Regions from separate parts of the Homo sapiens genome. Here regions 1, 3 and 4 are each linked to region 2. The links are chromatin loops, found by intact Hi-C in ENCODE. Cell type or tissue: heart right ventricle. All regions are shown on one strand. Each heading gives the region's core, and the rest is flanking DNA. Links, peaks and the distances in the headings are about the cores only. Region 1 overlaps EIF2B2 (eukaryotic translation initiation factor 2B subunit beta). Region 2 holds the start of ZC2HC1C (zinc finger C2HC-type containing 1C). Region 3 overlaps PGF (placental growth factor). Region 4 overlaps RPS6KL1 (ribosomal protein S6 kinase like 1).

The links. A loop is a pair of places that touch in the nucleus more often than their neighbours do. Peaks named below come from ENCODE experiments on the same cell type or tissue, not always from the same donor. Only the 100,000 strongest peaks of a DNase experiment are listed, where the experiment ranks them.
Region 1: it touches region 2 in a loop (1.9-fold over the local background); 48 of 110 quality-filtered maps call a loop at or near these places.
Region 3: it touches region 2 in a loop (2.4-fold over the local background); 92 of 110 quality-filtered maps call a loop at or near these places.
Region 4: it touches region 2 in a loop (2.2-fold over the local background); 3 of 110 quality-filtered maps call a loop at or near these places.

What each region holds. Positions count from the first base shown.
Region 1 is chr14:75,011,234-75,015,233 of GRCh38, reverse strand. EIF2B2 (eukaryotic translation initiation factor 2B subunit beta) reads right to left here. Exons shown (of 8, transcript NM_014239.4): 8 at 2,868-4,000. It overlaps MLH3 (mutL homolog 3), which reads left to right. Exons shown (of 13, transcript NM_001040108.2): 13 at 1-1,459. Among named protein-coding and RNA genes, the nearest start is that of EIF2B2, 10 kb to the right of the region's middle. In heart right ventricle, for the core only: no CTCF peak of the experiment used is centred there; a DNase peak (open chromatin) is centred at 1,743; H3K27ac peaks cover 3,812 bases.
Region 2 is chr14:75,064,465-75,072,269 of GRCh38, reverse strand. ZC2HC1C (zinc finger C2HC-type containing 1C) reads right to left here and starts at 2,629. Exons shown (of 3, transcript NM_024643.4): 1 at 2,521-2,629; 2 at 359-1,715. The coding sequence starts at 1,696. It also overlaps a transcript of ACYP1 not described here. RefSeq lists enhancers at 1,883-2,434, 2,435-2,986 and a silencer at 2,611-2,730. In heart right ventricle, for the core only: a CTCF peak has its summit at 2,999; a DNase peak (open chromatin) is centred at 2,809; H3K4me3 peaks cover 2,778 bases; H3K27ac peaks cover 2,798 bases.
Region 3 is chr14:74,943,087-74,950,651 of GRCh38, reverse strand. PGF (placental growth factor) reads left to right here. Exons shown (of 7, transcript NM_002632.6): 3 at 1,099-1,295; 4 at 2,069-2,145; 5 at 4,244-4,273; 6 at 4,377-4,439. LOC107984690 (a long non-coding RNA gene) reads right to left here. Exons shown (of 3, transcript XR_001750826.3): 1 at 6,220-7,565; 2 at 1,653-5,412; 3 at 425-1,347. Among named protein-coding and RNA genes, the nearest start is that of PGF, 8.7 kb to the left of the region's middle. RefSeq lists a silencer at 4,144-4,193. In heart right ventricle, for the core only: CTCF peaks have their summits at 3,900, 4,111 (motif pointing left) and 5,205 (motif pointing left); a DNase peak (open chromatin) is centred at 4,111; H3K4me3 peaks cover 522 bases; H3K27ac peaks cover 2,688 bases.
Region 4 is chr14:74,910,118-74,917,922 of GRCh38, reverse strand. RPS6KL1 (ribosomal protein S6 kinase like 1) reads left to right here. Exons shown (of 12, transcript NM_031464.5): 6 at 6,082-6,129; 7 at 6,543-6,675; 8 at 7,775-7,805. Among named protein-coding and RNA genes, the nearest start is that of RPS6KL1, 9.2 kb to the left of the region's middle. In heart right ventricle, for the core only: a CTCF peak has its summit at 3,748 (motif pointing left); a DNase peak (open chromatin) is centred at 3,702; H3K27ac peaks cover 2,427 bases.

The DNA of each region.
Region 1 (4,000 bases), core at 1-4,000, 56 kb after region 2:
AGCATAAAAACAACCTATTAGGGAAAAATATCTAATAGATTACCTTTATCGCCTGTTAGGGTTTTATGTTGTTTTTAACTCAGATGCCATAAGAACAAAGATACATGTAATTTATAATAGTAATCATTAATACCTATATTGTGCTTTAAGGTTTACAAAATAATTTTTCTCATACTTTATCTTAGTTTAGTTTCTTGACAGTCCATGAGGTAAGGTGGTAGCTTTATCACCATTTTACAAAGTGGGAAACGAAGGTTCCTCTTAGGAACCTAGTTGTCACCTTTGTATAATAAAACTTCGAAGCTCGGAGCTGTTAACTGGTTTGCTGAAGGCTTAGCTGTAAGAGCCAGAATTCAGACCCAGGTCTGAGTGACTTCAAACTGCACAGTCCTTCCCATTATTACCCATATGCTATCCCTTATATTTTTAATTTATTAGGAATTCATTCATTTATAAACTTGGTGATTCACCTTTATTAGATTCTGGTCGCTGAAGGCTTTAGTAACTTCAGAGTAAAACTTGAGAGATGAGATGTAAAATGCAGCCATTCTTGAGAGTTCCTTTTTCTGTAACATTCATCAACACTTCATTGAGAAGTGAAGGTTCCTATGGCTGTCTCTACCTTCAAGAGGCTTAGCTTTAGTCACTGAGAAAGACAAGGAAACTAATGATAGAATATAGTAGCTTCTTCTGGCGTTAGGTATCACAGAGTCACAGCTAGTTACAGCTAGCCCTTTATTATTGAAAGAAGAGGAGCTAGCAGTCCCACTATCAGAATTAAGACTAGAGATGGTAATAGGAGCTAGTATCAGAAAAGCTTAAGGCAAAGCATAAAGTGTAGGCTAGAATGAAGCTGGAGAATGGGGAGGGGGCTTGGGTAACATCCAGAACCTGGCTGGGGACCTGGAACTACATGAGATGTAAGAATGGAGAGGTTCTAGCAGTCAGAGGTCAGGTACAAATGAACAGCTGGGATCTGCGCATGGCAGACAGTGAAAAAACCCAGGCAAGCAAAATGGTCAGAGCAGAAAGGGGCCCAAGGCCACGTTCTTGAGATGTGGAGGGGGCTGAGGAAGCCACGCCAAGTAAGGACAGATGCAGCTCAGCAGTTCCTAGCGAGCCCTGACAAGCCAGCTCAGCTGAAGCTTCGGGTGGGAGCCAGTCATGGCACAGTGGAGTGAAGGAAGAGCAGTTTCAGGCACCCAAAACCTGACCCCCACGACCTGTTTTCCACCTGAAGAGCCACCCATTCCATCCAAACCCTTGGCAAAAGTCTGCTAACAGAGAGAACCGGCCAGTATGCTGGCCAGTCGCGATCATGCCTGTCTTTACCCTCTAAGCTGAAGCTGCTCATCAACGGTGAGATGGCAAAAAGGTGGGTCCAGAAGAGGGGAAAAGAAGGGAGTCTGTGAAAACAAAATGCTGAAGAATCTGCATCAAATAAACCCTTCCTTCCTTCCTTTTTCCTTCCATCCCTCTCTTCATTCAGCAAATCTTCAGTGAGTTCCTTTCTAAATGTATTGTATCAGAACTTGTGGGGGATATAAAGAAAAAAAAGAGGTTATCACATGGCTTAGGATGTTTCCAACCCTTGGATCATTTTCACCCCAGGCCCATTAGTTACAGAGCACTCAGTCTTACCCAGAAGCATCGGATATAGTCCAGGCAACCGGATCCAAGCGTGTGGGAATCGCAGTGTGCTGCATGTGGGAATCTATCAGGCCAGGATGATTCAAGCAGCAGCCTGCAGAAGTGGGATTTGGCCAGCCTTGCCTGACTCTGGCCTTCCAACTTGCTCTTATCTACTTCCAAAGTAAGGAATGCCCCATGATGGGCCGAGCAGTCCAAAAAAAGTGGCTTGGAGTTAGCTACCGCAATTAGCAGTTTCTCATTATTCAACACTGCATTACCTCTTTTTCATATTAACTGCAGAATTTTATTTTTATGTATTTATTATCCTTCCAAACCCAGTGTTGTAGGAAGAATATTACATATAAATGATAACTTAGGAATCTTGTCAAGTTTTTGTTTCTTCAGCACTAAGTAGCTTATTTTCTAGGCAGGTCTTAATTCTAAATGTAACATGCTTGAAAAAAACACTATTGAAAGGATCCGTCTCTTCAGCATAGTATTTAATATACATATCAGGCAATCACCATCTCAAGCATGATTAGACTCAAGTGCTGCCCTCCATCGTGTGAGGGATGCTGGGAGACTGGAAGCTTAGACTTTAGCTCTTTAAGTTGGTGCAAAAGCAATTGCAGTTTTTACTATTAATAATAATAATTGCCTAGCCATTGTGCAGTACCTTGCAAGAGCTCTTTGGCAAATGAAAGAATAATTCAAAGCAAAGTAGGCCAGATATAAAACACTTCCAAATCACATTTCAAAATTGTTCTTTCATGTCAACTAGGTGCATGTCTGCTAAGGGAGTTTTTGCAAGGACAGGTGGATAGTGTGAGGCCTTTACAATAATCACATCACCATCTGGTACTATCTGTATGGCAGAGCAGTTCTGATGTAGTTGTAGTATTATAGATCATTACAGAGTATGCCAGTCATTCCATGATGGAACTGTGACTGGCAGCCTTCATTAGCCCAAAGACTGATGCAACAGATTGCTTTGAGAAATAGTTTTGAAGCACATCCATGAAACATATGATCCTATGGGTTCCAGCATTGATTTCTTTGAGGTATCATTTTACACTTCAGTTTTTCCTGGTAGAGTATTTTTCAGAGATGTCTCTTCTGAGGCTAAATTAGGAATTTCTGTTCCTTATTCAAGTTCCAAGAATTGTGCCTTTCCTGCCCTCTGCCCAAACTGGAAGATAGAAACCGTGGGAAAAAAGTGTCTTTACAAACTGCACTGTTATCTAACTTGGTTTATTTAGCATATTGAGGAAGACTTTCACATCCATGGAATCCTAGTTCTATTAATTCTCTCCAAGCTACAACAGTTGTTTTTTTGTTTGTTTTTTTCCGAGTTTCTCGGTTCCGCCAGCAAGGCAGGGGTGGGAGGTGGGCACCCCTGATACCAAGGCTGACAGGTAGTGAGTTGATGTGGAACTTCTGTTTCCTCCTGTTCAGTTCAGGTTCTCTCTTTCTGATACTTACCCCTCCTCAAATAGGGAAACGGAGAGAGGGGAAATAAGAAGATGAGCCTTAATAGGGTTTACTTAATTGGGGTCATAAAGATTCTAAAAAGTATGCATTCCTGCAGTTCTGTTCTAGGCACTGTAAGAGCTGACCAGAAAGAGAGCTTCTACCCTTATAACCTTCATCCAACTCAGTCATGCCTGGGAAGGATGTTGGTGCTAATTTTAGACACAGAGACTAAGATGGACAAAGGACAAGTATCATAAAGCATTTTTGGAGCCAGGAACAGATTTAAGTTCCTTGCCTCACTGCTGCTCTTACTCCAAACCACACAATTGTACCCAAGTGAATTGCTGTTAGAATTGGTGCCTTTGGAGGAGACAATTGCTCGTAATTGGTAGCTACAAGCCACTTCACTGAGAAAGCGTGGGGTCTTAGATGCTTTAAGAAATAATAGAAAGACTGAGCCTGAGTGAGTCAGGCTCTTCTGAGTCATACAGCTTTTAGGTCAGTGTAAAATGCCGACTTTCTGAGGTCTTACTTTTTTCCCCTCTCTGGAAGACCTAAGGCAAAGATCGCTCTCAAAGAGATATCAAAGAATAGAGACCTTTCCCTCAGAACCTACCTCTGCCCAGTGTTAACCAAAATGTGGTTTCAAATCACCTGTTCAAAGCCCACAGGCTATTTGTTAAACATGCAGATTCTTAGTGCTCCCTCCACCCACACAGACACTGCACAAGAGGCCCTGCTTTGGACCACTAGTTCCTAAACATGGCAGAAAATCTGGATCACCTGGGAGACTTTTTAGGTTAAAAACCGGAAACAATATGTAAGCATAAACATGTCAACAAAATTAGAGGATGTCCCTCTGCTTGCTGTGCTTGGTATTATACTTCTATACTGT
Region 2 (7,805 bases), core at 572-4,571:
AGTAAACTTTTATTACTTTTATAATCCAAAGGACACAAATTCTATGTCTAGATTTTTTAGTCATTCCAACCAAGATTTATATGCCGACTCTGCCACTTAAAGCTGTTTGTGACCTCAAGCAAGTTACTTAGCCTGTCCAAGTCTTGATTTTTGAACTGATACAATGAGAGATAATGTGGAGATCACATGAAAAGCTCCCGTCACAATGCTGGCATACAGTAGTAATCAAGAAATGTTAATTCTAGACGTCAATTCTTCCTACATGACACATGAATTTTCCCTAAAGAAAACTGATGATGACAAAACAGACCCCTACAATGATCACCACACCAAGTCACATCCATAAGGCTCTTGTTACCTTGGCTGAAGCTGGCCCCTTCCAGTTCAAGTACTGCTCTAGTTCTGTGCCCTTAGCCCGGGCCCTGGAGGAGTCAAACACTTTCCTCTTGGAACCCCGCATCCTGCTGCAGATGTTGGAGTGTCTCTCCAGCCTGAACGAGAGGAATTTGCGCCCACAGTGGCTGCACTCACCCAGCTGTGGCTCTTCAATGGAGCCGCTGGAACCTGAGGAGTCTGGTGCCATGGACAGGCTGGAATTTCTGGCGGATCCCTGCAAAGCACCGACTGGTGTTTCTGAAGGCGGGGAGAATTTCTCCACCGATGGCTCTGAGACTGGGTCTCGAATTTTATTATTGCTTGCTACCAGCCTTTCCCTTTTGAGCCTCTGGATTCTATAATCAGAGAACTGGAATGGACCTGAATTTTGTTGAGACCGTCCCCAAGTTTCATCCTCTCTCCTGTCTCTACTAAATTCTTCCTCAAACTCAAATTCTGGGGAGAAGATAGGTTTGTACATGGTGTTGCTTTTATTACCTTTAACTCTGCTCCTGGGGAGTATAATTTTCTGTAGCTCTCCGTTTTCATTTTCCTTGGCCTGTTCCTTTTGCGTCTGGATCCTTCTGAGTTCCTCCTCTGTCTTCTTCAGCTTTCCCCTCAGGAGAATCTGCTTTCTTCGGATTTCCTCCTCTAAGCTCTCCCCTGCAGCTTCTAGTCTTCGGATCTGCACCCACTCCGTCCTGTCAAAGTTTGCCACGGCCTTCTCCGCCTGCGTGGCAGCAAGAACAGTACCAACCACAGAAAAGTTGCCCTGGTTCCTCACACCAAAGTTCCTAGATGAAAACTCTCTCGGCTCAGGGGGCCTTGGGTAGACATTATGGTCCCCATCAGTGCCAGCCTCACCTGTACTGCACGACTTCCTGTGGACCATGGGTTTCAATGGGAACGCCCGGTCCACTCCAACTCGTTTCTTTGTAAAGGGGATAAAGTCCTGGTTATTGGCTTTGGGATACCAGGATTGAGGGCCTGACGAGTAAAACAAACCATTTCCTTGGCCCTGGGAATCACTTTCTGGATCTTGCTGGCTGATTCCAGTACAGTGGGGATAGGAGTAGCTCCGGGCTTTTGTTTGGGTGTTCCATTTGGGGTGAGTATAGACTTTATCCAGAATCAACTCTTTGTTGCTCAAAAGCTGCTTCTGGAAATTGTTCCTCAGGTGCCCCTTCAAGGACTGCTGGGAAGAGTCACCTTGTTCGTAAGAGTCTTGCTTGGCTGAGTGGGGCCCTGGAGCTTCCGTTGTATTATGTGGGAGCATAACGCCCACAGGCAGATGTGACGCCAACCGCTGGAGACCAGCCATTCAGGGCCTGGACTGACGCCTACGGGAGATTTAAACCAGATACACGGGAAGAGTTTGTCTGAGGTTCACTCTCGGCTGCTAAAGCAAACTATTTCTACATTTGCCCTGCCCACATTCCCTTAAACTTTTCTGGGGACAGTGTTGCTGGACCTGCCAAAGCTTCCCTTCAAAAACCATTTGGTGAGTGATTATGCACAAGACACTGTGTTAGGCCCTGAGGGTAGAAAAACGAAGGTGCTACAGGTGTTCCTGCCACCTAGCTTTCCTTTCCTCCAGCACCAGCCTCTGCCACGCACAGTATACTCTATAGTAGGTGGAAAGAGCACCTGACTAGAAAGTCAGGTTCTAGGCCTGTAACAGGACAAGCGACTTCTCCCTTGCTGGCCCCCGTTTCTTCCCCTGTAAACTGAAGGGTTCCCGCAGAGTCCAGCCTCACCATTTTACAGGTGAGAAAGCTGTGGCCCAGAGGTAGTGACTGGCACAAAGAACTCTCAGGGCTTCCCTCCTGCTGGAACCGTGCTTGATTCCAAAGAGCACAAAAGCTGCTAGGGCCTGGAGCAGGTGCCTGGCTGTCAAACCCTCATCCCAGGAGTCCCCGTGGCGCAGACTGTAAAAGTTTTGTAACCTGAGCGTTGAGGGCCACCTGACCTGACCGCGGCCGGTTTTAGATCCTTAAGGCTGAAGTCACGTTTTGTCCCGAAGGGTCAACTGGGGCGCCCCCACTTCGGACTCCACCTCTGGGGACAAGTCCTCTCGCTCTCCTGCCCTTCGGTCCCTTAGGAGGTGGAGGTGCTGATCCCATGTCTCCCCGCCCTTCTGCGTACCTGAGGCCCTCGGGCACCGCTCCTGCTCAGGGAAAACCCCAGGGCCTAGTTTCCCAGACCTGACCTCCCCATCAACCGACAGCCGCGCAGGCGCTCTCAGCTGGCTTCTGTTATTCCCGGTGCCTGGAAACCGAGGCACTGGCGCGCCAAGCTCCGCCCCTCGCCGCGAACTCCTCGGGGAGACGCGCGCAGGCGCAGTGCACCAGCGACCCGGGGCGACCGGGGGTGGGGGTGCGGTCAGCCCAAGGTCACTTGACCCAGTCAGTGTCCGGCCAACTCTGCAGCTCGGTCCAGCCCTGCCCTTGGGGAGCCGGGGAGGGGCGGGAGAGGCTTTTCTGGAGCTCCTTCAAAGAAGAACTTGTACTTTTCTGAGAACGACGCTCCCAGACCTTGGGGTGTGCCCTTGTCTGGCAAAGGGCGGAGGCCCTGGCTGTGCCTCCGCGTGCTTCCGCCGCAGGATGCCGGCGTCCGCCCGCCTGGCGGGAGCGGGGCTGCTGCTGGCCTTTCTCCGCGCGCTCGGCTGCGCTGGGCGGGCCCCAGGTATGGCTGCACGCGCGCGCTCCTTGCTTGTCCTCGCCAAGGCTTTGGAACTTGCTGCCAACGTTTTTGCTACGCAGTATCTTTCCGTGGTAGTTTTTGTGGCCAATCTAATTATTTTGATATTATAATGTTTTACTCACGTGGTAATTCTAGCCGTCTCTACTTAGGGCCCAGGAATGACTCAGCCAAATGTAATGATGATAAAGTTAACTACCAGATCGAAAATAATCAGTATAACCTGGCTTCAACAGTAAATGATACTCTATCTTGTTGACATCAAAAGAAAGTTCATTTTTCTTCTTCGCTTCAGTTCATCTGTGTAAGCCGTTTGGAACAGGCAGTTCGCTTTTTCCCTGTAACTACTCAATTCATGCACATGGAAAATAATGTAGACAGCAGTCATCAGTGTTAATACTTCAACATGTCATATTACAGCTGTTACCCGTTACAAGGAAATTCCTTGGTGGACCCTCCAGATCAGTCTTTTTTTTTTTTTTAATTCCTCGTTTTCATCCCTAGTTGACTCTACCGCCTCTCCGTATATGCAGCTCCAGACGTTTCCCACTCCACTCAGGGTCCCGATTATCAACTCCCACAGCTTCCCTCAGCAGAATTTACCGGCTTTCTTTTTCTCTTTCTCTCTCTCTCTGTCTCTCTCTCTTCTTCCTCCTCTCCCTCTCTCCTCTGTTTCTGTCTCTGTCTGTCTCCCTCTCTCCTCTCTCTCTCTCCTTCCCTCTCCTCTATGAGAAAGAAGGGCGACTTTCCATTGAGTTCCATTGAGTTCTCTTGAATTAGTCCTTTTCAGTACCCTCCGGGAATTGACTCCATCACTTTACCCCTGCATTTTTGTTTTGTTTTGTTTTCTGTTTTGTTGGTTTTTGGGGTTTTTTAAAGTTGTTTGTTTTTTGTTTTTTGAGACGGAATCTCGCCCTGTTTTGTTGCCCAGGCTGAAGTGCAGTGGCGCACTCTTAGCTCACTGCCACCTCTGCCTCCTGGGTTCAAGTGATTCTCCTGCCTCAGCCTCCCGAGTAGCTGAGATTACAGGCGTCTGCCACTACACCTGGCTAATTTTTTGTATTTTTAGTAGAGACAGAGTTTCACCATGTTGGCCAGGCTGGTCTTGAACTCCTGACCCCAGGTGATCCGCCTGTCTCAGCCTCCCAAAGTGCTGGGATTACAAGCATGAGCCACCGGGCCTGGCCTTTGTTTTTGAGACAGGGCCTCACTCTGTTGCCCAGGCTGAAGTGCAGTGGCACAATCACTGCTCACTGGAGCCTCAACTTCCACAGCTCAAGTGATCCTCCCACCTCAGCCTCCCGAGTAGCTGGGACTACAGGTGTGTGCCCCCCACACCCAGCTTACTTCTTTTTTTTTTTTCTGTAGAGACAGGGTCTCCCTTTGTTACCCAGGCTGGTCTCAAACCCCTGGAGTCAAAAGAGATCCTCCCGCCTCAGTCTCACAAAGTACTGAGATTATAGACGTGAGAGACGGCACCCTGTCTGCATCTTGTTAACTTCAAGTTATACCTCTCCATAAACTCTGTCTCTTTGGTTTTAACATATACTCAACTTTCCCCTGCAAAACAAACCTTACTTCCCTTGACCTAACTTTCATATTACAGTCCCATTCATTTCTCCTCTTCTCCACAAGACTTCTTAATGGAAATCTCCACATTTGCTGCCCACATATCCTCATCTCCCCGTCATTGTCCAGTTCATTGTGGCCTGTCTTCTACTTTCTCCACTTTATTTAACTACAAAGCTACCAGTGACTTTCCAAAGACAAAAGCTTCATTTTTTCAGCCTACTCATGTGACATTACTGATTATCCACCCACTTAGAATGCTCTTCTCAGTTCTCCTGTGCCCTCTTGGTTTCTTCTTTCATGTTCTTGCTCCATCTTCTTCCAAGTCTGGCATTTATCTTTTCCCCATCTACTCCCTAAATTTAAGTGTTTTCTGAAGCCCTCTTATTTCATATATATGTGTGTGTGTGTGTGTGTGTGTGTGTGTGTGTGTGTGTGTGTGTAGTTCCAGACATTCTCTTCTTTAATGATTTCAACCAAATGCTGAAATTTCAGGTTTCACCTGTGTTTAAATGACAGCCAGCTTAGCTTTAGTCTTTCTCATTAGTTACAGACTCAAATTTCAGGACTGCCCATTTGACACCTCCACAAGATTGTTCCTTAGGAACCTCAAATTCTGTAAGACAACATAAACTCTGATCCTCTCCCATTCTCAAATCTGCCTCTCCAGTGTGCCCTTGCATGCTCACAGCATCAGTCTTCCATGCTTCCCTCTTTGTTGCCTCTTCCTTCTAACTAATCACAAGTTTTATTGAGTTTTCTTCCTTTTTTTCTTTGAGACAGTCTTGCTCTGTCATCCAGATGGGGGTGGAGTGGCGCGATCTCAGCTCACTGCAACCTCTGCCTCTCAGGTTCAAGCAATCCTCCTGCCTTGGCCTCCCTAGTAGCTGGAAGTACAGGTGTGCACCACCACGCCCAACTAATTTCTGTATTTTTAGTAGAGATGGGGTTTCATCAGTCTCAAACTCCTGACCTCAGGTGATCCACCTGCCTTAGCCTCCCAAAGTGCTGGGATTACAAACGTGAGCCATCACGCCTGGCCTATTGAGTTTACTTCTGCAATGTCTCTCATATATGACTCTTCCTTTACATTTCTGCTGCCCCAGGTGAGTTTTTCCTCACTTCTCCTTGGGATGGCATAGCCCTCCTAACTTCTGCTCTTGCCTTCAATATCTGCTCTTCAAACCCATCCTTCATGCTGCAGGCAAAATAATCAGTCTAAATATTTCTCCACCCCCCCCCAGCTTTATTAAAATATAATTGACAAGCAAAAATTATATCTATATTTGCAGTGTACAAAGTGATGTTTTGATAATGTATGCATTGTGCAGTGATTAAATCAAGCTAATTACTAAATGCTTCTGATCCTACCATTTCCCTCCCCAGTAGCTTCTTCTTTACCTATAGAATAAAGTTGAAATGCATAATTTAGCATGGCATCTCTACCTCCCAGATTAGGTCCAGCCTACCTTTTCAGTTTTGCCTCCCCTTAATAAGCCACAGAGTTCAACCCAGTGAGTCTCATCCCTGACTGTGTGTTAAGACTACTTGGAAAGCAATATCTAGGGGTGAGGCCTGAGGATTAACATTTTTAAAGCTTCCCCAAAGATCCTGATGCACAAGCAGGGTAGCAAACCCCTGGTCTAGCCACAACTGGCTACTTGTACTTCTTCATCTCCATGGTACTACATTACTCTAAGCTCCACATACTGGGAGCTGGTAGAGCATAGCATTCATGGGGATTGACTCTGGAACCAAATCCCAGCTCCATCACTTACTGGTTGTGTGACCTTGGATTAAATGCTGTTTCCTCCAAGAACTCTTTCCCTGTCTTCCCAATCAGAATTAATTTGTTTGCTCCTTTGTAATATTTTCTGTCCTTGTTATAGCACAGGGCTGGTTCCTGATGAGCTCTCAATGGATTTTCATGGAATTAAATTATCATGCCATATATTTTATTGTCATTATTTGCATGCATTTGTGCCCCTACACTAAATTAAAAACTCTTTGAGGGCAAAGATTTTATATCATTCATCTTTGTATATCCTAGAGTGCCCCATTCGTATTAGACACTCAGTAAGTTTTGAATTCTATAAACTATTTTTTAAATGAATTTTAGAGAAAGAAATACCATTAGCAAGATACTCTATTTAGAGTTATTTTCAAATATTGCCAAGTACAACATTCAATCCAGCTTGTTCACCACCAACCCCCCACCTCTCAGCACTAAGGTTGTATGATTCTCTAGGATATGGATCCTCACTCTAGCGGGGAACTAGCAGAATGATGAATTTCCGTGCCTACTGTCACAAACCCATATCTCATTGTCAAGTCTGCCAACCTGGCATATTCACATAAGGAGTCTTTACGTTATGAAGAGGTGTAATGTATACAGTCAATCCACAGAGGATCAATAAACACCACAGTTTTCCTTCACACACATGAATCATAAGGGTAGCTGGATTCAAATGTTTACACATCAACTCTAATTTTAACCATCTTCATCCACATCCCCCTTGACAATTCCCTGTTCCCAAAATAAATTCGTGTAGTTTGGCCATTTGGCTTAGATTGACTGACTCAACTGTAATTCTGGAGCCATGAGTTATTTTGCTTGTGCTCTTGCTTTATTTGTGTAGTTAGCTGGTTATTTGTTCAAGCATTATTTGACATTTTCTTAGTAAAGGAGACCGGTGAGTAGCTTCCAGAAGCCCAGAAGCAGACATAACCTCCATTGGGACCTCCTGTGCACTTATGCCCCGTAATCCCCTATTCCAGATTGTTATGACCCAAACTTTAAGGAGAACTGAATGAAAAAGGACAGAAAGGTTAAATGTATCCTACTCAACATATTTATGATGTTTATTTTTTTATTTATTAATTTATTTATTTGAGTCAGAGTCTCCCTCTGTTGCCCAGGCTGGAGTGCAGTGGGGCAATCTCGGCTCACTGCAGCCTCCACCTCCCAGGTTCAAGCGATTCTCCTGCCTCAGCCTCCCGAGTAGCTGGGATTACAGGCGCCCGCCACCATGCCCGGCCAATTTTTGTATTTTTGGTAGAAACGGGGTTTCACCATGTTGGCCAGGCTGCTCTCGAACTCCTGACCTCAAGTGATTCGCCCGTGTCGGCCTCCCAAAGTGCTGAGATTACAAGCTATTTAT
Region 3 (7,565 bases), core at 2,114-6,113, 120 kb after region 2:
ACATAGCCAGTGTAGGGCCAGGACTGGAAGCCAGGTGTCTGACTCTGGCCACTCTCCCTGTGAGCCTCTATTTGGGGCCTGGTCCTAGGCCTTCCCCCGAAAGAGCAGCATCTTTTGAGGGATTCCAGATCAGCCCCCAAAAGATCCCATTCACGATCGCCAGGACATCGTGAGGTCAGGGATGACCCGGATGATCCTCAGTGAAATGTCATCTAATCAACCAGGAGTGACTTAGCCTGTGTTTACGGGTACGTCCATCTCTGCCCTCATGGAGCCTCGAGTTGGTTGTAAAGGAGATAAGAGCAAGCAGTGCCGGAGATAAGGCAACCCCTTGAGGCCAGAGGCCAAGCAGTGCTCAAGGGAGGCTCATCTGTGTGCACTGGAATTGCTGGGGAAGTCTTCAAAGAGGAGGTGGGGAGGCAGGTCGTGGAAAATGGCGGGTGGACTTTATTTGGATAGAAATGAGAGGAGGGGGAAGAAGAGCAGCTGTACGGGCTGCAGAGTGCACAAGCCAGAGCTGGGAGTGAATGTGGTGCTGCCGTGGCTCAGTGTGAGCGCTGGTTGGACTCAGTGGAGAGGAGGGTCGGGCCACATTGCTGGATGTGGTCTTGGTTGCCAGGCAGAGGAGCTGGCACAGAGTGGGGCAGGAAATGAGGGAGCCGTGGAAGGTGTTTGAGCAGAGGAATAAGGGAAGGCCAACCCTCCCTGCATGACTCCAGGAATGACTGTTTTCTGCAAGTTCTCCAAGTTGGAGGAAGCACCGGGTCAGGCTTGAGAAAGATCCAGAGGGCCTGGGTAGCTGCCGGGGCTACAATCCTCAAAGCTCCAGGGAGCCAAGGCAGACGTGGGTGCCTGAGTTGAGGACAGAGCAAAGCTTGGGACCCTGAGAGATTCTGTTCCATGGGGATTTCCATCCAGCAGATGAGCTAAGGGGCCCGCAGGCATTTCGGAGGGATCACATTAGGAGTTCAGAGTTGAGGGAGCTCGGATGGGGCTGGGGGCTGAACCTGGAAGGCCAGCAGGGCCTTGGGAGCCAGGTTTAGGGCTTCAAGGGGCAGGTCTCTGCTGGCCTGACCCAGCCCCCTTGCTTCCTCGCAGTGGTACCCTTCCAGGAAGTGTGGGGCCGCAGCTACTGCCGGGCGCTGGAGAGGCTGGTGGACGTCGTGTCCGAGTACCCCAGCGAGGTGGAGCACATGTTCAGCCCATCCTGTGTCTCCCTGCTGCGCTGCACCGGCTGCTGCGGCGATGAGAATCTGCACTGTGTGCCGGTGGAGACGGCCAATGTCACCATGCAGGTAGGTCCATACCCTGCCCAGGGGGCCACCGAATCTGCCCACTAGAAGGTACCTGGAGAGGGAAGAAGATAGGCCCAGGTCCCAGGGCTGGAGCCTGACTCCCAGGCCAGTGCTCCTACCACCCCAGCCCAGGGCCTCTTCTTCCTAAGCCCTCCGATGGCTCTGAGCCCACTCATCTCCACCCCCACCAGCATTCTCAGCCTCACGCTGAGTCCTATCCCAAGACTCAGGGTGTCTAGTTAAAGCTGGAAAGAAATCTGCTTGTATAAAGTCCCTGTTGACACCAGGAGCATTTGGTCCCTTTTCAAGCAAGTGCAGCTTACATGTCACACACGCAGTGGTTTACTGAGCACTTACTGAGTAATGCCAAGCACTGTCCTAGGCGTGCCACAAGTGGTGTGTCATTCAATCCTTCAAGGCTGGTGTCATTCCCATTTCACGGATGGGGAACTCAAGGTTCAGAGATGTTATTTCACTTGTTCAGCAGGTAAAAGAGTCAAGATCTGAACACGGGTCTCTCTGACTCCAGAACATGAGCCCCCTTCCTGTGCTATTGCTGTGCTAGTGCTCCCGGGCAGGGAGGGACAGGGGCCTCCCTCAGATCCCCATGCAGCTGAGAGAGCTGTTTGCCCCACGTTCAGAGTGGAGTGAGGGCCTGTAGTCCACAGGCTAGCAGGAAACAGAGTCGGGTTCTCCTTACAAGGAGAGAGAGAAGAGTGCCGGAAACTCGTGGGCCACTCCCCAATCCAGGCATCAACTCTTTCTTCCTTCAGCTCCTAAAGATCCGTTCTGGGGACCGGCCCTCCTACGTGGAGCTGACGTTCTCTCAGCACGTTCGCTGCGAATGCCGGTAGGTCTCCGGGGTCGGGTGGGTAGCAAGGAAAGGCCCCCGTCCTCTTGGCAGCCTCAGCAAAGATGGGTCCCAGGGCAGAGGCAAAGGCTGCCCATCCCCGCTGCGGGCTGAACTTTTTTCCAGACTGAGGGAGACCAAGAGGGCAGGACCAGGGGTGGCTACCATTCATTTTGTCCCCCCACCAGCCAGTTTTGCCAAGGGAGCTGGTCCCAGCAGCTGGGGTACAGCTGTTGAGATACTGCAAGGGAAGAGAGAGGGTGGGTCCCTCCCAGCCTCGCAGGGGTTCGGTGCGTGTCGTTCCCCTTCTCTGGGATGGGAGGCAGCTGCCACGGGCCTCTGAAAGAGGTGCCTGGAGGCAAAGACATTGCAAGTCTGAACTTCGTTCTGGGGCAAGCTGTGTGCCCACAGGAGCGGGCAAACGGGGCTGAGAAGCAGCAAGAAGGACAAGCTCGGGTAGGAGAAAAGGGGCAGAAGAAGAGTGACACTGTGGCTTCCTTGATGTTGCAGCACCCCTCTACGGCCCCTCCCAATCCACAGAGCCTCTGACCAGCACCAGTCTTGCTGCCTGTGCTGGGGGCACTTGGAACATTGGTTAGCAGGAGCAACAGGCCTGGCACTGCCAGCTAGGTTCAGGGAAGAGAGAAATGGGCTGAGCTGCTGCTCCTGGTACTACTGGGCCATGGATGAAGGCACCAGACTAGAAGTCCAGAGCCCTAGCCAGGGGCGGCAGGAGGGAAGACTACCACTTATTGTGTACCTATTCTGTGCCTAGCCCCGCAGGAGGCACTTGAATGTTTCTCATTTAGTCACATACATTTATTGAGCACCTACCACATGCCAGGCATTGTCCTGATGGGATGCAGTGGTGAGCAAGGTTCCTGCTCTCATAACAACCCTGGGAGGTAGGCCCTATTGTCATCCCCATTTTACAGATGAGAAAATCAAGGCTCAATACAGTTTCATGATTTATCACAGCTAGTGAGTGTGGGAGGAGGGATTCTGGGCCCTGACCTAACTCGTAAGCCTTCGTTTTTCAGGCTACCTTTCATGGCCATGACCACTTTTCTAATAGCCCCCAGGCTTAGCCTTGCCTCCTGGGCAGGGCTATGGCTGCCCCTTTTGTTGGAGTGTTGGAGACCCTGCCTCAACTTGTTTCCACCCATCCCTCCAAGCCAGAGCTTAGCCATATAACAAGAGCTCGGTAATGAACCCTCCTGGGTGCAATGCTGGGTGGTGACCCAGAGTCACCTTCTCCATCCCCTTTGCCCTGACAGCCACTCTTTTGGGGCAGGCAGATGAAGAGACTGAGGTTCCAAGAGTGTCTGTCACTTGCCCAATATGGAGAGGTACAACCAGACAGTCCCAAGAGGCCCTGGTACCTTGCCCTGGCTCCCAAGGGAGGAACCAGCTGAGGGTAGCATGTCCTGGCCCCAAAGCTGACTGCTACCATGCTGTCCCATGTCTCTACCCACTGTTCCCAGTGAAGACTGAGGCCCTATCCCCTGCCAGGGGCCAGGCAACAGGGACACCTTTCTTCTTGCTTCTGGGCCAACAGCCACAGCCCTGGGAGGCAGAGCCCAGACATGCCTGGTGACTTCAGGGCTGATGCTCCCTCCTTCCTCCCACCCCGTCGCTCACTCCCCATGTTGTTCCGGATGGAGTGGGGCTGTGCCCTGACAGGCAGCCAGTCCGCTGTCTGGCCATCATCTCCTGTCCCTGAGGAAATTCCCAGAATGCACCCTGGAAGGAACGGAAAAAAGCAGCAAAGAAAGTGAGAAAGAAAAAGCAACAGAGAACAGACAGAAACAACCAAATTTGATGCCAAGAGGCTGAGAAGTGCAGAAGCGGGTGGCAGGGGTCCCCAGGAGGTTGATTTGTCCCTCTCGTGGTGGGGTCACCAGAGCCTGGAGTGGGAGTGAAGCCTTGAGGCTCTGGCCACCTCTCCCTTGCCAACTCCATGCTACCCCCTAGTGGCCTCAGTGTCAGCTGCAGGACCAGGACTGGGGATGTCGGAGGGGACCTGTCCGGGCGGCAGGGAGCCCCACTTATTGCTTTCCTAACGTTCCTCTGCCCCTCTCTCTGTCTGTTTCCCTAGGCCTCTGCGGGAGAAGATGAAGCCGGAAAGGTAAGTGGTTTGGCTGGGGCTCGGGGCTATTCTCGGGCCTGCCAGCCTCTGTCCTAGCATGGGGTTCCCCAGCCACCTTGTCCTGACGCTTGGCTTATTGCAGGAGGAGACCCAAGGGCAGGGGGAAGAGGAGGAGAGAGAAGCAGAGACCCACAGACTGCCACCTGTGAGTGTGCGGGGTCCCAGGGATGGCGAGGAGGCTGGGCCCGAGGGGAGCCCCGCCTTGCCGCCAGGGTTAGGTTGGGGAGGGGGAGAGGCAGGACTGAGGCCAGTCTTGGGGGCAGAACAGGGAGCTGCACCTCCTCAAGACTCTAGGGCCCAGGAAGCATCAGTGGACCTTGGTTTTTGTCCCGGCTTAGCCCTAGGTTTCCATTGACCTTCAACAAATCATTTCACCTTTGTCAGCCTAGCTTTTCTCTGTGTAGAATGAGGGGCAGGAGGTCCAGCAAACATTCAGTCACTCTACAAACATTTACTGAGCACTTACTGTGTGTCAGGTACATCTGTGAGCAAACAAACAGGATTCCTGCACATTAGTGTTTACCTTTTAGTGATTAAAAGTCTGTCATCAGCTGAGACGTTATCTGGGGCCACTTCCTAGTAGCCCCGGGGAACATGTGCCCCTCGCCACTGTCTCCCAGGAGTATTTTTGCCTGTGGGTCCCCTTGCTGCTTCTAACCCACTTCGTACCTTGTGGGCAGCAGAATGGAGCCCCAGGCCTGAGTGTGGCTGGGAGAGAAGGATGAGAGGAGGGAAAACCCAAATCTGTGAGAGTAAATAGAAAAAATAAAATATTTCACGTGCACAGTCAATCAGTCACTGAAGAGAGGTGGCTCTCCTTCAGGGGCTAAGCCTCCCCCACGCACGTGACTCCAGGAAGTCATTTCGTGCTATGGAGTGGAGTTGACCCAAGCCCTGACCCCATGAGCCCCACTCCATGAAGACAGGGATCCTGGGGACTGCGCCCCCTAGGGGTTTATGCTCTCATCTCTTTTCTGGGCCCGCGCGGCAATTTGGGAAACAAGCTGGCAGGGAAGTCCATCCAGGCCCGAGTTACCCGCCGGCAGCCGGAGGCAGAAAGTGTCCCGTGGCTCCTGTTCCCAAGGCAGCAGTCTTCAGACATTTCACTCGGGAATCTCCTGAAAGAATTTCAAAAGTGGCCGGGCGCAGTGGCTAACACCTGTAATCCCAGCACTTTGGGAGGCCGAAGTGGGTAGATCACTTGAGGTCAGAAGTTCGAGGCCAGCCTGACCAACACGGTGAAACCACATCTCTACTAAAAATACAAAATTAGCTGGGCGTGTTGGTGCATGCCTGTAATCTCAGCTACTTGGGAGGCTGAGGCAGGAGAATCGCTTGAACCCGGGAGGCGGAGGTTGCAGTGAGCCGAGATCACGCCACTGCACTCCAGCCTGGGTGACAGAGCAAGACTCCGTCTCAAAAAAAAAAAAAAAAAGAATTCCAAAAGCCCATGTGCTCCCTTGCCCATTCTTAAGTTGACATTGAACATTTTCATCAGAATTATAAGTCAAGCCAGGCTCAGTACCTCATGCCTGTAATTCTAGCACTTTGGGAGGCCGAGGCGAGTGGATCGCTTGAGGCCAGGAGTTCAAGCCTAGCCGGGGCAACATGGTGAAACCTCGTCTCTACAAAAAAAATACAAAAACTAGCTGGACGTGGTGCCATGTGCCTATAGTCCCAACTACTCAGGAGGCTGAGGTGGAATGATCACCTGAGCCTGGGAGGTCAAGGCTGCAGTGAGCCGAGATAGATCCACTGCACCTCAGCCTGGGTGACAGAGTAAGAACCTGTCTCAAAAAAAAAAAAGTATAAGTCATTACAAAGGATATAATTTCTGGCATATTATTAATATTTTAATACAAAGCTATTGTAGAACACTCTCCAGGTGTATCCTATTAAATACGCCATTTTAATGTTATACTCACCATCATCCACTTTTAAGAAAATGAACAAGCAGGCCAGGCGCGGTGGCTCACACCTGTAATCCCAGCACTTTTGGAGGCCAAGGCGGGCGGATCGCAAGGTTAGGAGATCGAGACCATCCTGGCTAACATGGTGAAACCCCATCTGTACTAAAAATACAAAAAATTAGCCGGGTGTGGTGGTGGGTGCCTATAGTCCCAGCTACTCGGGAGGCTGAGGCAGGAGAATGGCATGAACCCGGGAGGCGGAACTTGCAGTGAGCCGAGATCACGCCACTGCACTCCAGCCTGGGACAGAGCAAGACTCCGTCTCAAAAAAAAAAAAAGAAAATTAACAAGCAAAAAAAAAAAAAATACAGGAACACTTCCTTTCATAATTATATATTTACATTGTTTCTTTTTTCCTGGAACTTGTATTTCCATTTCACTCCCCACCCCCAAGAATTTCAGCCTAGTGTAACAGTACTTTTAATTTTCAGAAGTCTTTTATTGATTACCTTGTCATATTTATCTGCCACAAAAAAATGATATATGAGTTTGAATTATTTTAAATTTCCTGTGAGCATAAACCTAAATTAAATTTTCTCCTGGAATAAATTATCAAAATAATTCTTAGTAGCACCATTTGGTCAAAACAGCACAAATACTTCCTATTTTAATAGATGTTCAACATAAAAATACAATCAATTTGATTGGGAATGCATCTCAATGAGATGGATGTGGCTACCTCGTTTCAATTAGTGAATGAATCCATTAATGAATGTTACTTCCTGCCAGACTGAGACAGGATTCTGCATTAATTTAATTCCTGTTTATCATTTTTTTATTGATGAGAAGGTTGAGAAACCATGTTCACATAAATAAGTAAATGAGACTAGATGTCACTCAATTACTTGAACTCCTTCCTTCCAAGTTATTTGCCAGAAATCTCAAGGTGCTCTGCTAAGAACAAATTACTTCTCATGATATCCTGGCTGACAATTTGGTTAAGCTGTTCTTCAGTTTTGTTGAAAGCCTTGGTTACCCAGTCATTAGCCATATTTTCTTTCTCAAGACCTACATCAATATCTCAAATTGTTCTTTTTTTCATGTCCTCAGAATACTTTTACCTGGCAGCAAAGCACTTTATGAGGATTTAGAATGAGCAAGATGTGTTGTGGCCAGAGAAGCAGATCTCAGCCACTGCCTCACAAAAATAATTTTAAGGCAATGTAGACCTGGAGGCTGAAAATGGATTTCTTTAAAACCGTCAGTACTCAGGCCTCACGTGCGTCTAGCGGTACTCCCCTGTTTGGAGACTGCTGTCTTAGGGTAATCAGAGGCATGATTGCATGGAGTGTGATTAGGTT
Region 4 (7,805 bases), core at 1,864-5,863, 160 kb after region 2:
CCCCACCACACTCACCCTGAACCCCAGGGCTGCAGCCAAGACGCTCTACCGAGCACAGCTGGGGACTTCCTGCGGCTGGGACGTGCTCAACTCCAGAAACCTGTCCAGAGAGGGCCCGTTCTGGCCCGTCCTTGCCCAGGGCCTTGGCAAGTCTGCCCTTTTTTTCCTCTCCTGACCTAACTGTAACTTTACCCTGTCCCAATGCTATCTCGCATGCTTTGCCTTATTCAGGGCAGACAAGAAGATAGGAGGCGACGTCCCAACCCTTACTCGGGGCACTCATTGTTAGAGTGCTTCTGATTAGAAGGACAGACAATGAGGTCAAATCAGAGTCCAGCCAGTATGAGGTTCCCCTCTTCCCCTGAACCCTGGAATAGTCACCCAAGAAGTTCTTTACCAAGCTGGCTAAATGGAGAGCTTCCTAAAAATACAGATGCCCAAGAATCTGTTATTTAACATACTCACTGGGTGATTTTGGTAGATCTGGGGGCCCACAGAGAAAAGGAGACAGTCCTGTACTTCCCACAGGCAAGAGGATGACATGCTGCCTGAGGGAAGGCCCCGCGCTGGGCACCACCCCGGGTGGCCACGGGCAAGCCCCCTGCTCTCTGAGCTGTGGTTTCTTCCTCTGGAAAGTGAGATGAGAATTCTCCCCCAATGGGGTGATCTGGGAGGTAAAACAAAACAATTTTGGGGAAAGACCTGGCACATGCTGTGACACTGAGTACGTGCTTGATGGCTCTAAATACAAGTGACAGGAGTGAGCTGGGAGGCACGCAGGCTTCTGCTCCCGGGCCTTACTCCAGCTGCTTCTCCTGGGTCCCTGGGGCAGGTCCCAGACTGTCAGCGCAGGCCCTGCCAGCTTCCATCTGCCACGGTCCCCTCCCCACTGCTTGAGTGTCAGTGGCCACGACCCAACCTTGGCTGAGCACAGCCGTTCCCAGGGACTGGCCGGGAGGTGACTGACACCGTGCCTCCCGGTACGATCCCGCTGAACCATAGGTGTTGTGGTGAGAGGGGTTCTGAGCTGAGTATGATAGGAAAACAGCGAGTTGAAGTTATATGGCTTTGTTTCTTAATGATCGGAGTTCTTAGAGTGTTTAGGTGCAGATGTACACTGTGACACAGAATTCCCCAAACTTGTTTAGCCTCAGGAAAGTGGTTTAGGAATCCAGTGTTTCGAGGCCCCTGCAGATGGAAAGCACAAATTAAAGCCAAGCCCAACCATTTTTTTTTTTTCTTGACACAGGGTCTCGCTCTGTAGCTCAGGCTGGAGTGCAGTGGCGTGATCTCGGCTCACTGCAGCCTCGACCTACCAGGCTCAAGCAATCCTCGCACCTCAGCCTCCTGAGTAGCTGGGACCACAGTCTCAAGCCCTGCTATTGTCTTCTATTTTTTGTAGAGAGATCTCGCTGTGTTGCCCAGGCTGGTCTCGAACTCCTTGCCTCAGGTGATCCTCCACCTCCGTTTAGGCCTCCCAAAGCACTTGGGATTACAGGCGTGAGCCAGTGGCCCGCCGCATTCTATTTCAGGACTACCCTTCTTTTTTTTCTTTTTTATCCTGTCTTGGGTACTCAACTTAAGGACTTCACCTCCCTCCTGAGATCCTACTTCCTTTCCCTGTGTCATGCCCAAGCCAGGAGCATCACTTTCCTCAAATTAGGAAAGGTGTTACTGCCCCTGGGCCTGGGTCCCTGCAGCCAGACTTGGATATACTGTCACCCTTGTTCCATTCCACAGCTGTGCCCAGACAGATCTGGGCAAGTGGGCAGTGCCAGCCAGCAGCAACCCTCAGGCCCAGGGAGGAAGCAAAGGGCTTGCTCGGGATGATGCTTGAGTGACCCCTAACGTGTCCGGCTGTTAGGATAACTAAGGGCTGAAGAGATGGTGGCAGGGAGCAGTGAGGTGGGTGGGTCGGGACTTGGCAAGCAGCCAGAATACCCGAGGGCCTGGCCTCAGAGCCTGGGGGCCAGGGAGACATCACCGGGTATTTGCTGAGCCTCGTGCAGGAGCCAGGCTCTGAGACAGGGTGGAGGAAGAAAAAGAAGGTCATCCAAGTCACTTCTTCTTTTATTTGGCTTAAACACAGGGGTGTTTTTTTTGTTGTTTGTTTTTTGGGTTTTTTTAGTTGTTACCAACATTTGAAAATGTGCAGATTCTTATAAAAGTCCAGATTTCCTGCTTCTCTTGAAAAAATCAGATCTGGAAACGCTGGCCTCCCATTCCCCTGTGGCAGCAGGGAGTGGAGGAGGAGATGCCTGCCTTAGACGGGGCACCAGCCCTCCTTTCTGCGCCTCCACCCTGCCTATTTGCTCACATGCCTGGCCCCTGTGGACCTTTGAGTTTAAGAACTTGTTTGAAACCTTTAGGCTTGTTTGTTCCATGGGAGAGTCCTCCTGGGATTTTGATACTTTGTGCATCTTTAAAGAAAAGGTTTACCGTGTTTCACCAAAGCTTTAATTGTCCCTCTGTCCCAAGAATTCAGTGGGTCTCTTTATTTAAAACAATTGCTCTTTTTTAAAAGGTGAGAGAAAGCACTCAGAACTGCCTTCCATCTTCCCAAATGGAAGGCTCACCCGACAGTTGTATGGAACCTTCTCATTTACAGAGCTGTGGCATTAAATCCTCACAGTCACCATGGGGGAACGAAGCCTTATAGGGTGCTGTTCAACACAGTAGTCACTAGGCACATAAGCCTCTGTGCATTCATATTCATTAAAATGAAGTCATCTGTGTCTCAGTTGCACCAGTCACATTTCAAGTGCTCAATGGCCCCATGTGGCTACTGGCTTCCATATTGGACAGTGCAGACATATAATCCTGCCATCATGATAAGAAGTTCAATTGGACAGTGCTGCATTTTAATACTTGTCCTACAGAGAATTAAACTGAGGTTCAAAGAAGTCAGCGGGGCTGGGCGCAGCGGCTCACACCCATAATCCCAACACTTTGGGGAGCCAAGGTGGGTGGATCACCTGAGGTCAGGAGTTCAAGACCAGCCTGACCAACATGGTGAAACCCCGTCTCTACTGAAAATACAAAATTAGCTGGGTGTGGTGGCACATGCCTGGAATCCCAACTACTTGGGAGGCTGAGGCAGGAGAATCGCTTGAACTTGGGAGGCAGAGATTGCAGTGAGCTGAGATCACACCATTGCACTCCAGCCTGGGCAACAACAGTGAAACTCCGTCTCAAAAAAATAAATAATAAACAAAGAAGTCAAGGCACTAGACAGTCCTCCATCCTCCAAACCACTGAGTAAAAGGAGTTTCTTGTTTGGTTGGATGAATGGGAAAATGCCTGCTGCTTTGCTGCCCTTTTGAAATATAATGAAAGAAAAAGGAGAAGAAAAAGAAAATCCCCTGAATCCTGCCGAACTCCAAGATAATCACTGTTAATGTTTTAGTCTAATTATTTCTGAATACTGAGGTTGGTTTTAATATGTTTTTAACAGAAATCTTTCAGTGTATGGATCAAGGTTTATTTCTGGCCTCCTCAGCCTTCCCTCCTTCGCTAGTTTTTTTGGACTCTGTCAGTTACAGGCCCTTGCCCAGGACCAGGTGGTGGGGAATCCCACTTGGCAAGGGACAGTGGGGAATTATCTGGGGTGTCAGGATTTGTGGGAAACTCTGTTCTCCTAAATGACTCCAGAGTTTTCTTCCTTGCTTTTTCTAACATTGCACAAGTTTGGTCAGGGAGCCAAGCCCAGGCTGGACTCGGTCTCTGGCTGTTGGAGGAGAGACCTCTGGTGGTTGGAGAGGACACCTCGCTCCTGCTGAGAAAAGGGTCCTGGGCGCTCTCATCTAGTCCACTGCCTTCCTTTCACTGATGATGGAGAAACAGGCTCAGGAGGGAAGGCCATTGCCAGGGTCACCTGGTTGTGCCCCCAGTTCCAGTAAAGTCTGCAGGGCTCCGGGATCAGCCTGTCTGGGTTCAGGTCCTGACTTGACCACTTTTTAGCAGTGGGACAGTAGGCAACATAACCTCTCTGAGGCTCAGGCCTGAATTTTGGCAGGATTGTGGGGATAAAATTAAACAACCTATGTAAAGTGCTTAGCACAGAGTAACCACTTTACAGCCAGGGTGGGCTTCCCCTCGGATGACACTGGTAATAATCACGACAGGTTATCAAGGGTGTGTTCTGCGGCAGGTGCAGGCTGCTGCTCTGCCTGAATTGCCTGCTTTAACAGAATCCTCTTCAGGACCCCCTGAAGGAAGTGCTGCTATGACCCCGTTTTGTACTTAAAAAGAGCAAGGTTCAGAGAGGCCATGTGACTTGGCAGATGTGATCACTGACATTCTCACAGCCTTTCCACTCACCAAGGGCTTTCTTGGTTTTTTGTTTTTTGTTGTTTTGTTTTGTTTTTGAGATGGAGTCTGTCTCTGTTGCCCAGACTAGAGTGCAGTGGCTTGATCTAGGCTCACTGCAACTCTGCCTCCTGAGTTCAAGTGATTATCCTACTTCAGCTTCCCAGGTAGCTGGGATTACAGGCGGGCACCACTATGCCCAGCTAATTTTTGTATTTTTAGTAGAGACGAGGTTTCACCATGTTGGCCAGGCTGGTCTTGAACTCCTGACCTCAGGTGATCCACCCGCCTTGGCCTCCCAAATTACAGGGATTACAGGCATAAGCCACCACACCTGGCCCTCACCAAGGGCTTTCAGAATGGCTTCAACAATCCAGAGATGTAGGGAAGGTAGGCATTTGGAATTCCTGGTTGGTAGATGAGAAAATCAATTCAATTTGCCCAGGATCGAAGCCCAGTGCCCCTTCCCCTACCCTGATCCCAAGCTGTGGCCTTCCTCACTGCCCAGCAGCCTGGCCTCAGGGCCCAGTTCCCACCCCGACCATGGCTGGCCACAGCCTCCCTGGGGAATGTCCGCAGGGCAGGCCAACAGCCAAGGAGTCACAACCCCAGGGTGCTGGCCTTGCCTCCACATGCCCTCACCTGGGCTGAATCCTCTGCCTTCCCGCCCTCGACGTACCCATGTGCCCGCTCCTATGCTGGGGCCCGCCCCTGCCCACCATGCAGATGAGTCAAGGGCCCAACTCCAAACATGGCCCTGACCTTGCGATTGACAGCGTCTGCCTCTAATGGAAACCAACACAAGAAGGAGAGGCTGCTCTCCAAAGACGGCCTCTCAAGCGGACTTTACTTATTTATTTTAAATTTTTATTTGCAGTCAGGAGTACATGTGCAGGTTTTTCACATAGATAAACTTGTGTCATGGGGGTGTGTGTAAATGAAGGGGGTGGAGTGGAGTGGGAAAAAGGCCTGAACGCAGCGTGCCAAGCCCACACAACATGGCTGCGCTGGGGAGACCTGGAGTCACCTCAGAGCTGCGGCTTCCTCAGTTGTAAAACAAGAGATCAGAGGAAGTGACTGGCTCTGAGGTCCCTTCCAGCCATGACACCTCAGACCCTGCAGGATGTTGGGGCTCTAGCTAAGGCCTTGGGTGAGGGGTTGATCTCTGGAGGTCCAGTTGGAACAGGGCTTCTCAGTTGATCTCTGGGGTCCAGGTGGAACAGGGCTTCTCAGCTGATCTCTGGGGTCCAGGTGGAACAGGGCTTCTCAGCCCTCCCGTCAGGTGGCATGAGGCCTGGCCCAGCGTGGGCAGGGAGAGGGCAGGGCATTCTGCTCGCATGCCCACCACGCACACAGTGAGCCAAGGCCCGGGCTGCTCACAGTGCATGTGTCTAGCACCTACTACATCCCTGCACTGTGCAGGGCTCCGGGAATACTGAGCTCACAGTCCAGTGGGAGACAGATTAGACAGTGTGAAGAGGCTCTCCTAAGGGTGAACTAAGAGAGCATTGGAGGCAGATTAGGGACCCCAGCCCCTGTAATCTTGGGAAGGCTTCCTGGAGGAGGCAGCATCTGAGACCACAGGTCTAGCAGGGGTGGGTGAGCAGGATAGGATCGATGTCTGCTTCAGGAGTGCCACCAAAGCCCGCCCTCCCTGCCCTGCCACTGGAGTGAGTCAGCCTCAGTGGAGGAACCTGGGAGGGGGTCAGGCTGGGGTCACGGAGCCCCAGGAGCTAGTACCTGCCTTAACCAGTGCCTCTTGGACTTTGGCAGGTGCAGCTGGTCCAGGACCCGGCAACCGGAGGGACCTTTGTGGTGAAGGCAGGTGCCACCCTGCCCCTGCCACTCTGCATTCCCCTTGGATCTTTCTCAGGGCTCTTGGAAACTCCTACCCAGAACCTGCATTTGAAGCCTGCACTCCCTCCCACAAAAGCTGGTTGTTCTGCCTGAACATGCCCCACTTTCCAGATGGACACACATGCATGCACACACACACATACACATACACATACACATACACACAAACACACATGCACACACACTGCCCCCTCTTTGGCTAGAGGGTGGAGGACCCAGATTCTACAGGGGCAGTGGGGGTAAGGACAGGTCAGGAACTGAGGGAGGCAGTTGCTCCACCCTCATTCGGGTGCCCCTGAAGCCAGGGCTAGGAGGTCCCCTAACAGCAGCAGTCTCTGGCCTGTCCCCGGCTGATCTGCCTGCCCTGCTGCTCCCAGAGCCTACCCAGGTGCCACATGGTGAGCAGGGAGCGGCTGACCATCATCCCACACGGAGTCCCCTACATGACGAAGCTGCTCAGGTACTTTGTGAGCGAGGACTCCATCTTCCTGCACCTGGAGCATGTGCAAGGTGAGCAGGCCTGGGGCCCCCTGTCAGCTCCCCAGGCCTTTGGGGTATGTCGTCAACCCTTAAAATGCGGAGCCCTGGCAGGGCGTGGTGGCTCACGCCTGTAATCCCAGCACTTTGGGAGGCCGAGGCAGGCGGATCAACTGAGGTCAGGAGTTCAAGACCAGCCTGGCCAACATAGTGAAACCCTGTCTCTACTAAAAATACAAAAACTAGCCAGGTGTGCTTGCACGTGCCTGTAATCCCAGCTACTTGGGAGGTGGAGGCAGGAGAATGGCTTGAACCCGGGAGGTGGAGGTTGCAGTGAGCCAAGATCACGCCACTGCACTCTAGCCTGGGCAGCAGAGCAAGACTCCGCCTCAAAAAAAAAAAAAAAAAAAGCTGAGCCCTGGGGAGGGGCGGAGCTTGCACCAGATGTACAGCACAGACCAGGGGACCCGGCCTTTCTGGAGGCCAGTCAGGCTGTTGTGGGCCCCTGTGTGGTACCAAGGGGGCAGGGGACATCCTGGGGTGGATGTCCACATCGTGGGTGGGCGTGAGAATCACAGCTGTCTCCTCTGTCGCTGTTTCCTCCAGCGTTGGCTCTTTTCATTTTTCCGGGTTGTGCCGATCCCTTGGGAGTGGCCAGACAGGGTGGTGGTGACTGAAGTTATGAGGACAGGAACTGGGCCATGTAGCAGATACTGATGGTTGTATTGATGACTTTTTAAAGTGAGGTGCACATCTGGGGTCATGACATATAGTCATCATAAGTGTGTGCCTGACTTTTCTTTAAATTTCTTTATATCGGTCTCCCTAAAAACAGTGTTCACACTAGTGAACCCACCACCCAAACCACAGACACTGATAGTGCTGGACATCTCTCGGTGGTGTGCCAGTTTGTAAGGCTGGGCCCACTTTAGTTGGGTCAAGAGGAGGGCAGAGGGCATTCTAAGCTGAGGGGTGGGAGGGAGCAGAGGTGAGGGGCTGAACTAGGCCAGGACACCCAGAGGCGGAAAGTCTGCGCCCAAGACAGAAGGGAGGCAGGAGTGGGAGCCGGCCCTGGCATCCATACTCTTTTTCTCCCTGTCCCCACGCTCACCGCTCCCTCTGCATGGCCCAGGAGGCACTCTCTGGTCCCACCTGCTCTCCCA